2 separate regions of the Homo sapiens genome follow, and region 2 is linked to region 1. A link is a loop called in an ENCODE intact Hi-C map of the cell type or tissue named here. Cell type or tissue: ovary. All regions are shown on one strand.

The links. Peaks named below come from ENCODE experiments on the same cell type or tissue, not always from the same donor. Only the 100,000 strongest peaks of a DNase experiment are listed, where the experiment ranks them.
Region 2: it touches region 1 in a loop (2.9-fold over the local background); 9 of 110 quality-filtered maps call a loop at or near these places.

Annotation. Positions count from the first base shown.
Region 1 is chr3:30,923,590-30,926,089 of GRCh38, reverse strand. No RefSeq gene overlaps it. Among named protein-coding and RNA genes, the nearest start is that of GADL1, 30 kb to the right of the region's middle. In ovary, no CTCF peak of the experiment used is centred here; no DNase peak of the experiment used is centred here.
Region 2 is chr3:31,773,542-31,776,041 of GRCh38, reverse strand. The region is part of intron 4 of OSBPL10 (oxysterol binding protein like 10); the gene reads left to right. Among named protein-coding and RNA genes, the nearest start is that of OSBPL10-AS1, 71 kb to the right of the region's middle. In ovary, no CTCF peak of the experiment used is centred here; no DNase peak of the experiment used is centred here.

The sequences.
Region 1 (2,500 bases):
CTTTTCTGAAGCAGAGCCACTTATTTATAAAATTAGTACCTCATTATTTGAAAACATTAATATGAGCATGTAGCTCCTTTTACCTAAAGACTCCTGAGAAACATCATCACAGATGATAAAATGGAGAGTTATTCAGCCAGATAGGTACGCTCCTTGACAGCTGGTTACCTGGATTAAGCGTAAGTACTTCTAAAGACGTAGTCCCAGAAGGCTTGCAACTGCCCACATGAAATATCCCCATGACGAGAATACAGAGAGGGAGGAGCTTGTTTTATAATTTTGTCAACAGGACAGCAGATCATGCTGTACAAGGAGGTGTCCTGCACGGCTGAAGTAATCAATAGTCTACATGAGAAACTGGTCTGTTTCTCTGCTCTAATCCCTGTCTGACCCTCCTTCTCCCTCAACACCTCCATGTGCACACACACATCATCAAAACTGGAGACCACTGGCCTGTACAGGGCAGGCTAAATAGAAGTTTGGTTGCACCTCTAGAGAAGAGGAGGTTGGAAAGCAAGTAGCCTAGTCACTTTTCTGGATGGATACCATCCACAGTGAGCGTCTCCTTGCTGAAAGGCAAAAGGGGAAGGGCAAAAGGGCTCCCTCGAACCTCTTTTGTAAGGACACTAATCCCATTCATGAGGCAGAGGTAAGGGTAGGTAGTATTCAGCCCCCAGAACAGGAACTTAATTTCCCCTACCATCCCCATCACTCAGATTCAACATTATCTTTTTTTGTGTGTACGTATTTCATCCATCTACCTCCCATGTTTTTTTGTTTGTTCCTGTACTATTTTAAAGCAAATACCATAGTCATATAATTTACCTGTAAATATTCATGTATTGCTAGAAGATAAAAACCATTTCATTTTTTGAGACAAGGTCTTGCTCTGTCACCCAGGCTGAAGTGCAGTGGTAGGATCCTAGCTCACTGCAATCTTAAACTCCTGAGCTCACGGGATCCTCCCGCCTCAGACTTCTCAGTAGCTGGGAGTACAGGTGCAAACCACTACACCTGGCTAATTTTTAAAAAAATTTTTTGTAGATAGATCTCACTTTGTTGCCCAGCCTGATCTCAAATGCCTGGGCTAAAGCAATCCAACGCGTTGGCCTCCCAAAATGCTAGGATTATAGGCATGAGTCACTGTTCCCGGAAAGAACTATTTTTAAATGTAACCGAAAGGCCCACTATCATACTTTAAAAATTTGTAATATTTTGTTAGTATTATCTAACGCCAAGTCTATATTTAATTTTCCAGTATTGTCTTAAATATTTATTTTCAGAATTGGTTTAGTCAAATCAGGATCCAAATAGAATCCTCATATTACATTTAGTTGACATATCAAAAATTGTAACCAAAATCTTGGACTTTCATCTCCGATTTTAGCTTGTTATTTAGAGCATAACACAGTTCTTTGAACCTGATTTTCCAATGTACTATCTATTGCTTGCATGACTTAAACATTTATAATCATGTGTCTTCATCCAAGTTATTGATTAAAACAACAAGGTAAAAGATTAAGTATGGATACCAAAAAGGCTGATTCTAATAAATTGTCCAGTCACAATACATCTACCCAACTATATAATTACCTAGCCTTAATCTTGTCTACTAAGATAGTGTGAGTTCTTGTCAAATTTATTACCAAAATCAAGTGGCCGTTTGTCTCATATTTACAAATTTTATACCTGAAATTTTAGCAGAAAGAATTATAAACATGCCCTAAGAACCATGATGGGTTCCAGTGAGCCTTTCTTTTCTGGGGATTTGTTTAATCATCTGTTTAGATATGAACGCATTGATCAATATAACACATTAGAAACTCAGAAATAGACCTATACTGGAAATTAACGTGTTGTATAGTTTCCCTTTTCCTTTGGAATAAATGTATAACTAGCAAATAATGCTTTTTATTAAATGCTTCTGCTGCCTTTAAATTAAATATGCTTTTGGTTTGTCTCCTACAGTTCCCTCATCCCTCCCTAATATCTAGCCACATTGATGCATCCGAGTGATCTCTGTAACCCGAATCTCTTTACAAGCTGCTTTCTCTGTGTACACTCTAGTTCTATTTCCTTCACATTCTGACCCACCAACCTCCCACCTCGCCAAATCCTTCTCATCCTTCAAGATGCTATGTCTTCCTTTCAGCATTCTTTTTTTTTTTTTTTTTTTTTTTTTTTTGAGACGGAGTCTCACTCTGTTGCCCAGGCTGGAGTGCAGTGGGGCGATCTCTGCTCACTGCAAGCTCCGCCTCCCGGGTTCCCGCCATTCTCCTGCCTCAGCCTCCCGAGTAGTTGGGACTACAGGCGCCCGCCACGACGCCCGGCTAATTTTTTGTACTTTTAGTAGAGACGGGGTTTCACCGTGTTAGCCAGGATGGTCTCGATCTCCTGACCTTGTGATCCACTCGCCTCGGCTGGGATTACAGGCATGAGCCACCGCGCCCGGTCTCAGCATTCTTTCATGGGCAATATAGTGGCTTATTTGCATTTCTGT
Region 2 (2,500 bases), 850 kb before region 1:
ATTGCACCCTCCTGACTTGCAACCCCACGTGCCTCTGTATTGTTGTTTTTGCCCCATCCTTCAACTCCTGAGACCCTTTCATTGTGCTCCTTGGAATTCATATTGCATCAGCGATATAATCCCCTACATCCTCAACCTGTTCTCTAAATGATTTCTTCACCTTGTTCTCTAACTGGAACCTGGTTCTCTCCCATAGCCCTCTTACATGGTGGCAGCATTCTCTCTCCCGCTCCTCCAAGGCCTGGAAATGGAGTAAGTGGCCTCTTTTTCTTCTCTGTCATTCCAGATTACTCTTACCTCTCCTTCCCTACAGGCATCTACCTTTGAGTCTCCTGTCATCGTCACACTGTGTTCCCCACCGTCCCTCCTTCATCCCTTGACAGTTTGAGTTTGTGAGTCACCATCACTCCCTCCAGCAGTGCCCTATCATAATTTTGGTGATTTCAGCATCCACATAGATGATGCTTTCAATTCCCTGACCTCTGCCGTCTCACTCACTCCCTCCCACGCTCAGACCTGTGACTTTAACATTACTAAAAATTTCAACTCCTTCATGATCTGTTTCAAGGCATCCACTTCCTTAACCATCCCTTCTTTTCCTAGGTTTCTCCAGGTGGCACCTTGATCCTGGACTCCAACAGCTTTTTACCCCTCTAGAGTCCTATCCTCTTTCCCCTGGAAACCCTTCTCTGCATGTTTCTGTTTTCCTCCTGAATCAGCTTGGGTTCCATGGTTCTCAGTGGAAGCAGTCCTTTGCATGTTCCCTCAGATCTGTTGCCCATTCTCACTTGGCTGTACTCACGGGGCAAACTCTTTTTTAAATCCCTGAACCTCTAGCACTTCCTTCCACAGCTCCATTCTTTTTTTGGAGAGAGAGAGTCTCACTCTGTCACCCAGGCTGGAGTGCAGTGGCATGATCTTGGCTCACTGCAACCTCTGCCTCTTGAGTTCAAACGATTCTCCTGCCTCAGCCACCCCCACTGAGTAGCTGGGATTACAGGCACATGCCACCATTCCCGGCTAATTTTTGTACTTTTTGTAGAAACAGGGTTTCACCATGTTGGCCAGGCTGGTCTCGAACTCCTGACCTCAGGTGATCCACCCACCTCAGCCTCCCAAAGTGCTGGGATTACAGGCATGAGCCACCACACTCAGCTCTCAATCTCCATTCTTAAGTAATGACCTGGCTTCTTGTGTCACTGAGAACAAAAGCAATCAAAAGAGGACTTCTGGCCAGGAGCAGTGGCTCATGCCTGTAATCCCAGCACTTTGGGAGGCTGAGGCGGTCCCATCATGAGGTCAGGAGTGCGAGACCAGCCTGGACAACATGGTGAAACACTGTCTCTACTAAAAATACAAAAATTAGCCAGGTGTGGTGGTGGGTGCCTGTAATCCCAGCTACTCGAGAAGCTGAGGCAGGAGAATCGCTTGAACCTGGGAGGCAGAGGTAGCAGTGAGCCAAGATCTCACCATTGCACTCCAGCCTGGGCTACAGAGCAAGACTGTCTCAAAAACAAAAAACAAAAACAAAAACAAAAACAGAAAACAAAAGAGGACTTCCAACAATCTCTTCCCTCCACTTGCCCATCTGCCTCTGTTGCTAGACACTGTACCTTCACCTGTGTCAGCCAGCCTCGACACTCCGCTCGCCTGCTCCAGGGCGTTGTTGTGGCAATTCTCCCATCTTACTCCTCTAAAGTCAATTTATTGGATCCTTTCTATTAGCATACAAAGCTATAACTTCTTCCATCTGAAAAACCCCTCACCTGACCTCACACTCTCCCTCTAACAATAGGTCATTTCTCTGCTCCCTTTTAAAAGGAATCTCCTGAAAAGCATCATCTGTTTTCAGTCTGTCTTTCTTTTTTTTTTTTTTTTTGAGATGGAGTTTTGCTCTTGTTGCCCAGGCTGGAGTGAAGTGGTGCAATCTCGGCTCACTGCAACCTCCGCCTCCCAGGTTCAAGCGATTCTCCTGCCTCAACCTCCTGAGTAGCTGGGATTACAGGCGCGTGCCACCACGCCCGGCTAATCTTTGTATTTTTAGTAGAGACGGGGTTTCACCATGTTGGTCAGGCTGGTCTCGAACTCCTGACCTCGTGATCCACCCACCTCGGCCTCCCAAAGTGTTGGGATTACAGGCGTGAGCCACCACGCCTGGCCTTTATGTATATTTGTAATGTATGAAAGATTACCTGCTAATTACATGAGAGAAAACAAAGCTTTCAAGAGAGATGCCAGGCAGTGTGCACTGCACTCGAGTCTCTGACTGAGTGTCACTACTGTGGGACAACTTGATGTGCCTACTGCATGATGAAGCATGACATTCTCAGCCACACTCATGAGTATTCCTATTCCAAATCGAATCAGACCTTTAGACCTACCTTCTGGTTTGCAGAAAATACAGGGGATGGAGAAGCAAGTAAACCACCACCATAAAGGACAATCAGATCCATAATATGGGACCTTTTGTACAACCACAACCCTCATTTCTTCAAATGTC